Linked DNA regions of Homo sapiens: regions 2 and 3 are each linked to region 1. The links are chromatin contacts, found by Hi-C or POLR2A ChIA-PET in ENCODE. All regions are on one chromosome and are shown on one strand. Each heading gives the region's core, a stretch centred on a gene start or an enhancer-like site at or near the end of the contact. The rest is flanking DNA. Distances are from core to core; before and after follow the strand shown.

The links. A loop is a pair of places that touch in the nucleus more often than their neighbours do. ChIA-PET counts read pairs that join two places held with the same protein, here RNA polymerase II (POLR2A). Pooled maps may share reads with other maps.
Region 2: a loop to region 1 is called in a pooled map, with 12 times the contacts of the local background. The contact joins the promoter of CMTR2 here to the promoter of NUDT7 in region 1. A Hi-C loop is called at or near these places in 1 of 168 maps with a recorded cell type or tissue (transverse colon) and 6 of 50 pooled maps. POLR2A ChIA-PET finds 5 or more read pairs at or near these places in 1 of 52 experiments (activated B cell).
Region 3: a loop to region 1 is called in a map of B cell, with 19 times the contacts of the local background. The contact joins the promoter of ZFHX3-AS1 here to the promoter of NUDT7 in region 1. A Hi-C loop is called at or near these places in 1 of 168 maps with a recorded cell type or tissue (B cell) and 9 of 50 pooled maps. POLR2A ChIA-PET finds 5 or more read pairs at or near these places in 1 of 52 experiments (activated CD4-positive, alpha-beta T cell).

What each region holds. Positions count from the first base shown.
Region 1 is chr16:77,720,280-77,723,763 of GRCh38, forward strand. NUDT7 (nudix hydrolase 7) reads left to right here and starts at 2,235. Exons shown (of 4, transcript NM_001105663.3): 1 at 2,235-2,338. The coding sequence starts at 2,304. RefSeq lists an enhancer at 2,073-2,367 and a silencer at 2,081-2,210.
Region 2 is chr16:71,287,592-71,291,075 of GRCh38, forward strand. CMTR2 (cap methyltransferase 2) reads right to left here and starts at 1,811. Exons shown (of 3, transcript NM_018348.6): 1 at 1,545-1,811; 2 at 1,287-1,346. LOC102723786 (a long non-coding RNA gene) reads left to right here and starts at 1,209. Exons shown (of 4, transcript XR_933707.3): 1 at 1,209-1,364. RefSeq lists silencers at 1,564-1,933, 2,014-2,083.
Region 3 is chr16:72,663,198-72,666,681 of GRCh38, forward strand. It overlaps ZFHX3-AS1 (ZFHX3 antisense RNA 1), which reads left to right and starts at 1,936. Exons shown (of 4, transcript NR_171704.1): 1 at 1,936-2,136. It overlaps LINC01572 (long intergenic non-protein coding RNA 1572), which reads right to left and starts at 1,773. Exons shown (of 14, transcript NR_126330.2): 1 at 1,695-1,773. RefSeq lists enhancers at 1,515-1,634, 1,675-1,734.

The DNA of each region.
Region 1 (3,484 bases), core at 985-3,484:
TTGATATTACAAATATCACAGAGACATTTCATTGATATCACAGTGTGGAAACACTGGGTATTATAAATATCACAGCGATATTATATTAATATCACGGTGTGTAAACATTGTATATTACAAATATCAGCCATATTTTATTAATATCACAGTGTGTAAACACTGGATATTATAAATATCACATCGATATTTCATTGATGTCACGGTGTGTAAACACTGGATGTTGTAAATATCACAGCGATATTTCATTAATATTTCATTTCATTAATAATTTCACAAACTGCCCCACTGACCTAGGGCCAGCCACAATATTACTTTCATGGGCCCTAGCTACTTTGTTTTTGTGCACCCCTTCTTCCATAAAATAATTTTAAAGTGAATATTTTATGACTGAATTCATAAAATGACTATCATCCAAGCTGGATTCATTATTATATATTGCTTTTATTACATACCTTTTCTTCTTCTAATTTAAAAAGAAATTACAATTAAAACATTTTCACAGGTCCCTAAAATTACTGTGTGTGTCCTGTGCCTGTAAGGGAGAAGTCAGCCCTACACTGACCCCTGGATTCTCAGCTCGCACCAGGCTCCCTCACACACACTGTTCTCCAGCCCCTTTCTGCTGTCTTTGCACAAACTTTGCCCTCTTCCTTGAACACTCTCCCTTGCCTTTTTCCTCATTTATGTCCTCTATCCCGCACAGAGCATCAGAATCCCCTTACAGCACAGATCACTGGGCCTGACACCTGGCTTCTGATTCAGCAGTTGTGACATGGGCCCCAAAGTCCACCTTTTCTTTTCTTTTCTTTTCTTTTCGTCTTTTTTCTTTTCTTTTCTTTTCTCTTTTCTTTCTTTCCTTTCTTTCTTTCTTGGTTTTTGTTGTTGTTGTTGTTGTTGTTTTGTTTTGTTTTGTTTTTGAGACAGAGTTTCGCTTTTTTTTGCCCAGGCTGGAGTGCAATGGCGCGATCTCGGCCCACTGCAAACTCCGCCTCCCAGGTTCAAGCGATTCTCCTGCCTCAGCCTCCTAGTAGCTGAGATTACAGGCGCCTGCCACTGGCTAATTTTTGTTTTTTTAGTAGAGATGGGGTTTCACCATGTTGGCCAAGCTGGTCTCAAACTCCTGACCTTAGGTGATCCACCCGACTTGGCCTCCCAAAGTGCTGGGATTACAGGTGTGAGCCACAGCGCCTGGCCCAGAGTCCACATTTTTAACAGGACCAAAGTGATCCTGATTCTGCTGGTCTGAGGACCACACTTTGAGAACTACTGCTTTCAAGATGAGCTGCACTTCTATTTCCTCTACCAAGCCTCTTCTGTCTCCTAATTGGGTCACATTTCTCCTTCACACGCTCTAGAAGGACCAAAGGCCACTGCTTTATCAGTGTGATTTTTTTTTTTTTTTTTTTTTGCATTAAAAACTTCTTATCTTCTTCTTCTTATTTTTGAGACGGTCTACCTCTGTCAGGCTGGAGTGCAGTGGTGCTATCACGGCTCACTGCAGCTTCGACCTCCTGGGCTCAAGCGATCCTCCCACCTCAGCCTCTTGAGTAGCTGGGACCACAGGTGTGTGCCACCACGCCTGGCTAATTTTTTATTTTTATTTTGTAGAGATGGGGTTTCGCCATGTTGCCCAGGCTGGGCTCGAACTCCTGGATTCAAGTGATCCTCCCCTCTTGGCCTCCCAAAGTGTTGGAATTACAAGCATATGCCACTGCATCCAGCCCTGTGTGATTAATTTATGTTTCTACCATTTGACTGTGAGCTCCACGTGTCTTTTCGCTAGCTGTGGGATCTGCACCCAGTGCATACAGGTGGTCGGTGAACAGGTGCTGACAGCAGTTCCAAAAAGTTGAATGAATCACCTTAACCTTCCAGCAACAGCGAATGCGAGTGTAAAATATTATCACCTCACCAACACTGTATTTTTTTTTTTTTTAACTCTTCCAGCTCTAAATTCCACAACTCCTCCTATACCTCTTGCTTCCATAGAAGCCCAAGGAGCCCGGCAGAAACTGCTTTGAGCAACCAGGAACACCCGGCCCTAAGTCCCGCCCCGCGCCTCTCCCCACCTCAAGTCCCGCCTCTGGCTATAAGCCCCGCCCCGCCCCGATCCCGGCCTCCGATCCCAGATCTCGCACCGCCCCGCCCCCTGTCTCCGCCCCAGACACCACCCCGCCTCGTGCTCTAAGCCCCGCCCCTCTCTCTGGCTTTAGGCCGCTCCCAAGCCCAGAGCTGCTCTGCGCAAGCGCGACCGACCGAGCAGCTCCGAGGAGTCCGCCCGGAAACAAACATTCCCCAGGGCAATGTCACGACTTGGTCTTCCCGAGGAGCCAGTCAGGTAAAGGCTTTCCGGGCCCTGGCACCCCGAGCTTGGTCAGGCCCGGCCTTGATCGTAGCGGAGGCCACCGGGGCCTTTTGGCCGGGACTGATTTTGCAGCTCCCGCCAGTCCACCTGCGAGCGCCGGATGGGGGAGCACTCGCCTCCAGCAACCCGCAGGGTCCCCGAACCTTTGCACTGCTCTGGCCAGGAACAGAGCCGGCTTAAGCCAGTATGGTTTACATACACGCTGCTCCCCTTCCCAGCCGGCTTGGCTGTTCTGCAATCCGCGTCTCCAGAGTTGGACCCCAGGACCCCCGACAGTGGCACAGACCCGCAGCAGGCAGCCCCGGATTCAAGTCCCCCGGTGGCTACTTTCAGTTGTGACCTTGGGTCTGTCAGTTTCGTAAACTCTCTGAGCCTGGAGGTGACCCTGTGATCACTTGCCGGGCTGTTGTGAGGATAAAATGAGAAACGTCAAAATTGAGACCATGCTCAGAACGGGGTGGCTGCTACTGCTGTTGATACCTTGGTGATTATTCCAGCGGCCAGCCCCTAAAGTGGACAGATAACGTTTTTGCAGCCTTTTACTTTGGCTGGTTTGTCTGGTCAGTTCTGTGGTTTCCGGGTGGTTAAAAGCCACCAGCCCACAGTTTCCTTTTCTGGAGGCTGGCCTGCGTGCATCCAGATGCACTGTGCAATCCCTGTGCCAGCATTCACTGATTTTTTTCAGGCCATTTGGTCTTTGAAATACACTGCCGTTACCCAACCACATCTGGTGAGCACCCTGCCACCTAGAAAGAGGCAAAAAATAGCAAATACCTCCTGCAAACAACTGCTTATCTAATGATGGGGAGATTTATGACAGTGGTTACCATTCCCTGAGCACCAGCTGTGTGCCAGCCACAGTATATGAACTGCATCATTTAATCTTCTTAAATATCCTCAAGCCTGACACAAATGAAGATGAAACTCAGAGAAGTCATTTGTATACACTTTTTTTTTTTTTTTTTTGAGACAGAGTCTCACTCTGCCGCCCTGGCTACAGTGCAGTAGGCAATCTCGGCTCACTGCAGCCTCTGCCTCCTGGGTTCAAGCGATTCTCCTGCCTCAACCTTCTGAGTAGCTGGGATTACAGGCATGTGCCACGATGCCCGGCTAATTTTT
Region 2 (3,484 bases), core at 561-3,060, 6.4 Mb before region 1:
CCCAGTTAGTTAAAAAAAAAATTGTGGAGATGGGGTCTTGCTCTGTTGCCCAGGCTGGTCTCAAAATCCTGGGCTCAAGCAATCCCTCCAACTCGGCCTTCCAAGGTGCTGGGATTACAGGTGTCAGCCACTATGCCTGTTTTTTGTTTGTTTCTTTTTTACTGGTAGAGCTATATTTAGACAAATTTCTAAAGGAAGACAAAACTGAGGTGTTTCCACATTCACTAAAATCTTAAAATAAGGGCATATAAAAGTTTTTTTCAACAAGCTCCTCTGTCTTAATTCGCATTGTGCTTGCTGGAAACTACAGCCATGTTTAGATCTCATCTATACTCTATTTCGGAAAAAGTCTAATTTTAATCATTAACTTCACATACTAATTAACGGCTGTAGTTAAGCTGTGAAACCTTACCTAAGCTAATAGGAAATTACCTTCACATGAGGACAACTTAAGTGATTCAGACACTCCACCGTTCTGACTATACTTTTGCTGTGTTGCCACCTAATTTTTATTACTACTCCCTTACTCACTACTCCAGCCAAACAGGCCTTTCTGCTGTTCACTGAAGACACCAAGCACATTCCAAGACAAAAGTCTTTCTGCATTGGTGGTCCCTCTGCCTGGAATGCTCTTTCCCCAGCTGTCAGCACAGCTAACTCCTTCACCTCCTTCCAATATTTGCTCAAATGTCATTTTCTCAGTGAAGCCTACCTAAGATTGCATCTTGCATTCCCCATGCCTCTTACCTCGCTGTATTTTTTTCCTATGGTACTCATGTACTTCCAACCTATAACTTCCTTCTTTTTGTTTACTGTTTATTATTTGTCTTCCCCAAACTAGAATGTAAGCTCCACAGGACAGAGATCTTTGTTTTGTTTACACATAGACCATTCCAAGAAGTTGGACATTGCCTGGTACACAGTAAGCACTCAGTATTACTGAATAAATGAGTGGATATCATACTTAGCACAAAAGGGATCTCTCTCTTCAGGTTCTGAATATGAGTCATTAATAGTGCACCTCAACTTCACTCCAGCACTTAAATGCATGACTTAAAAAAAAAAAAAAAAGCATGTGGCTTACAGCGTGTGTGGAAAAATTTTCCAGTATATGATCCTCTGAGCCTTTCATTAAACAGTCCTTTGAGCTTTGTGACATCATAATTCTGCTAAGTGGGTCGCTATTACCATTCTCATATTGCAAACTCAAGTAGGCAGTTATGTAGCCCCCGCCCAAATTAGTGAACCCAAAACAAAACCCACAAGATCTCATCAACAGTTTTTACCTCACAGCTGACACTTATAAAGGAGTTCCAAGTGCTTCCGCCAACTCCTCCTACCAGCAACTGTGAAAACAACGGCCAGTGAGTATCCAGGGCTGACTTTGGGCCGGGCACCCCATATCTCATTTCATCTAGTGAAGTAAGTCCCAAACCCCACTCCAGAGGCCCGGTCCCTGACCTGGAGGAAACTCAGTCCCAGCCCCTGGCTCACCCGCTGGGAAGTCGAAGGAGGGCCCGGAATCGTACCCAGGCCTGGATTACCTTCGCCCACGCCCACTGGGGCCCCAGTGTCTGGAGAGGCTGCACTTTACTCTCTCGAGGAAGCCATTCTGCACTTCCGCTCTCGGGGCTGCTTCCCGGGATGGTCCCTCCCTTTGGGTCCGCGGCGCCTCCAGCCACAAGGCAGGGAGATGGTGCGCCGGACTGGGGGGAAGGCTGTCCGGACCCGCCCTCGCGGCACCGGGAAGCCAGTCCCACCTCCGGGCCCCGCAGCCGCGAATGCCGGCAGACAGGGACCAGGAGGCACTCAAGTCCCACTGCGCACGCGCCCTGTAGGCCGGGCCGGAGTCACGTGCGCCAACGTTACGCACGCCGGCGACTCTCGCCTCGCCTAGGCCTCAGCTCCCTAGGTTTTGCTTCGCGGAGTACAGAAGCTGGGAGGCGCCAGCCTCCCGCCCCCGGCCACTATGGCAACGGAAGCGGCGCGCGCAGGCGGAGCATTCTTTGGCTCCGTCCCGAAGAGGGGTGAAAGGGAGAGGGACAGGGAGGCGAAGGGGAGGGGGAGGGGGAGGGAGGGAAGGGACGGGGCAAACCTGTCTGTCAGGACGTGCTGGTTCCGCTCACTGGCTGCTGGCCCCAAGGGCTTTCAGACTCTTCTGGACAGTTGTTACTTCCTGTACAGACTGGGTTGAAACTGCAGCTCAAAAGACGATAGGTTAAAAGCCAAACTAGGGAACTGCAAGATAAGATTGTTTATATATACATGACATAATATATATTAATTATGTTGCTTAATAAGCCAATAAGAAAAAGGCCAACAACCCCAGAAGGAAAATGAGCAAATATTAGAACAGGCCTCCCAAAAAACAAAAAAGTCAAACAAATAGCCACTAAGGATATACAAAACTGTTTAAACTATTATTAGACAAGAATGGAAATGAAAACAGCAAGTTTTCTTTTTACTCGGTTTAGCAAAGATGTAAAACCTTGGTAATGACCACTGTTGGTGTGACTATGGGGAAACAGGTTTACATCTGTGGATGGAAGAAAAACGTTATTAGAAACCTTACGGAAGGCAAACTTATTTATTTGTTTGTTTACTGAAACAAGGTCTTACCCTCACCCAGGCTGGTGTGCAGTGGCTCGATCTCGGCTCACTGCAGCCTCAACTTCCCCGGGCTCACGCGATCCTCCTAGAGAGATGGCATCTCCCTATCTTAGGCTGGTCTGGAACTCCTGGACTCAAGCGATCCGTTGGTCTCGGCCACCCAAAGTGCTGGGATTACAGGCATGAGCCAAGCCGCCTAGCCCAGAAGGCAAACGTTGAAAAGAGACATGCACTTTGGCTGGGCGCAGTGGCTCACGCCTGTAATCCCAGCATTTTGAGAGGCCGAGGCGAGCGGATCACGAGGTCAAGAGTCCGAGACCAGCCTGACCAACATAGTGAAACCCCGTCTCTACTAATAATGCAAAAAATTAGCCAGGCGTGGTGGCGGGCGCCTGTAATCCTAGCTACTTGGGAGGCTGAGGCAGGAGAATCGCTTGAACCCGGGAGGCGGAGGTTGGAGCGAGCCGAGATCTCACCACTGCACACCAGCCCGGGCGACAGTGCGAGACTCCGTCTCGGGAAAAAAAGAGGACATGCATTTTAACCCAGCAATTCCTCCTCCTCGCAGTTTATCCTTAGGAGATAATTAAACAGCTGGCACTCACTTTGGACAAAATGTTCATTTCAGCATCTCAATAACATAGCCAAATGGAAATACTCTAAATGTCTACTTTAAGAGAATTAATTAAATTATTACAGTACATCTATATAATGCACATATATGCATTATATGCAGCCATTAATAGGCTGTATGTGTCAACAGTATTGCATGAAAATAGAAGAATATTAGAATTATGTGTAGAGTTTTTAACCATTTATGTAAATAGATATATAGACATAAATGTAAAATTCATTTTTTACAAGTCTTCCAGAA
Region 3 (3,484 bases), core at 686-3,185, 5.1 Mb before region 1:
AACACCACCACGGCTGGCTAATTTTAAAATTTTTTTGTAGAGATGGGGTCCGACTATCGTCTTGAACTCCTGGGTTGGTCTCGAACTCCTGGGCTGAAGCAGTCTTTCCACCTCAGCCTCCCAAAGTGTTGGTTGGGATTACAGGCGTGGACCGCCACACTTAGAAATGACTTTTCTAATATCCTTAAATCAGAGCTCATGTAAAATTTTCAGCCTTCTCATTCCACCTCCCTCCGAACTACAAGTCTTAAAACTAAGAAATGACAGCCATTCGGTAGAAGTTAAAACACTGTTTCGCTGCTTATTTCTACTTAAAAAAATTATATACATAGATATATATTATGTAAATATATATAATTATATATATAGACATACGTGTGTGTATATATATAAATAAACGTGTAGAATTGGACTGGGGTCCCACTAATATCCACATTTCAAAACAGAATCTAAAACTCCCTAAAACAGGGTTGGGCTCGGCGGCTCACGCTTGTAATCCCAACCCTTTGGGAGGCTGACACTGGAGATCAGTCTGAGCAACAAAGTCAGATCTCTTTTCTACTAAAACAAAATACAACTCTCTAAAACTAATACAAAATTTTGTGTGTATGTGTCATATTCTGGAGAAAAGCTCCAAGGTTTTCCTCTGGGTCTTAAACAGGACTAAGACCCCCCACCCCCAAAAGAATCTCTGTTCTAGAGGCTAAGCATATAGAAGCTCATACTGCATTATCAAACTGGAAAGTTAATAGAGGATTTTCATGGTCATATACAGGAGAGGTGGGGAAAGCTGTCTATTTAGACTGTAAACTCCTAAAATGTTCATAAATCTCAATGGAAATTAAATCCACCGGGGTGGGAGAAGTATCACAATAGACAAAGAAGCTAAAGGTTAATGAAGAGAAGGTTTTAATCAGTGGTTACTTTTGTGCTTGGGATCAATCCTCAGTTTGTCCTCCAACGTAACTTTTGGCATTATTCATTTCAAAGTCTGAACAGTATCCATAAACCCAATACGAAACCTATGGATCCAGAGGGTCCGACCGAAAACAAAACAATTATGTTTCCGATGTGAACGCATCAATAGCTTACTTTTGTAGCGCTTTATAAAACGCTGTCACTTGCTGCTTTCCACGTCATGATATTCCCGGTCGGGAAGAGTAGGACAGCAGCATCTTTTATGAATAAGGAATTTTTTGGATTCAATTTGTGAGGTGTGGGACGCTCACCAGGTTGCGCGAAAACCATTTTTCTACATCGTCAAGTGCACGCACCCCGTGTCTCATAGTATTAGTGATGAAGACGAGGATGAAACTACCAAAGACATCAGTGGGGAGTGAATTATACTTGGGGGAGGTGTAAGCACGTCGAAATAAGGAAGCTGAGAGACATTTTGTGAAAGAGGGAAGGTAGCGTTAAGAGGAGCCTTCCATCAGGGGCAACAGAACGGGGGCAGGCGTGGCGTCTCTGGGACTGCCGGAAAACGACGTGAGGGAAAAACTCAGAGGCTACGAAAAGGCGAACAGACGGAGGGCCTGCCTCAGGGGAGCTAAGCAGCTCGCCTGAAGCCCCCCATCTGGAAATGACGTGTTTAACTCGGCGCCCCTGCAGCTCCGGCCGCCCTTTTTTGTTTAACTCCGCGCCCCTCCAGCTCCGGCCGCCCTTTTCGTCGCTCTCCCCTCGCGGTCGCTCACCCCTGAGATCCCTGGTTCCACTGAGACGCTCAGCTTCATTCGGCAACTCGCGGACACCAAGCGCCACAAATTCAAATACGAGATCTAGAGACGCTGGGTCTCAAACGTCTCCCAGAGTGAAAGACAGAGGAACCAATCGAGGCTCGGCTGACCTCAGACGTCTAAGGCGATAGGCGTTGCTAAGAAAAGGGGGTGGGACGATACCCAGTTGCCAAGACGACGGCTTCCGGGTGGGCGGCTTGAGGTGGCTTCCGGCCGCCAGGCGAGACTCCGCGGGAAAACTCCCTGCTAGAGAGACTAGGAGATTTGGGGCTGCGGCCGTTTCCTCCGGAGCACCCACGGGACTGTGTGCTGGGGTCCCTCCACCGGCTGTGTCCTTTATTCTTCTTTCTCACCCAACGATTTACCTGAACGGTTATAAAGTGCACGTTATTTCCCTAAGGTAAGCGTGTGGTAGCGCCTCCTCCTCCTCCAACAGGGGGGTAACAGAAACCTGCTGTCAACTTTGTTACCCAACATAACTGTACTTAACCACAAAAAGTTGAAATTTTGGATCTTTAAACATTCAATAACCTCTTGCTGTGTGAGGTTTTTTAACTGCACTACATACATTTTGTAGTCTTTAACCATTGAATGCGATTTAAGTTTACAATGAAATTTAACGTTCTGGTTGTTTCTGACCCCAAATTTCATCTGAACCAGTTAATGGACGAAGAACTGAAATTTTATTTTCTGTGACAGTCTCATAGGTTCTCAGACTTAAGTTCTTAATCGCCCATAAATCTGAAGGCAGGTGTTAAAGATGAGCAGGTGATTTGAGCCCAGTCCATGCCAACACTCAAACTAATTCAGCTGAGACTCCTTTCGTTAGGAGCATTATTTTAATTTTAAAAATTTTAAACCGAATGGTAAGCATGGCTGCTTTAGTTTCAGTTGTGTCTCATTTGATGATGATAGTCCCACACAAGACGATCTCATTTGTCAATGAAAGTAAACATTAGTGACCACACAGCTTTCTGCAGATAACTCTTTAAACGAACATCTTTTATCAGACCACAGAAATCATTGTTATTGTCACTAAAATGTAAAAACTAAAGCAAAACTTATCTGCTTATCAACAATTTCTTCCTCCATAGCTAAGGTAGGGAAGCATTTATGAAAGCTTAGATCTATATGTGTTTGGGATCCTGCCAACCCCTTTCTTAAAATTCCATCTTCAAAACTCCCTGCTAATGAGCACTTTTCCAACAGCTTGGATGAAACATTCTGAATAATTCGTCAGCCTGAAGGTTAGAAATTTCATTAAATAAAAAATTAAATACACAGAATACTTAAGTATGAAACATTAATGAACTGAGTAATACATTCTTAAGAAGAGGAGGCACTTAGGAAAACACAGGCCACCTGCATTGTGGAGCCATTTAATGTGATGAGATTTGATAAATGGGTAAGAGATCAAAAAATGCCCAGGGTTTCAAAAGAGAATGTTCCATGAGCAGCTTACTGCCTACATAGACCATTTGAAAATCAAACCAACTCAGCAGAAGCCCAAGAGGCCTTCAGATGAACCCGAGTATCCTTTGGATGTCAGTGTTGTACTGAACAAAGTCAGTTGAACTGTTATTTATCTGACAAGAAAAAAAAATGCCTAAATTTTGTAAGGACTTACACCATTCATTTAAAAATATATAGTGATCTTAGAGGTTAGAAAGCACAGAAAAGAAACTTGAACATAGAGGTACTTAAAAGGAGAAAAATAAATTTCCTCCGGTAGTAGACATGTATTTGGC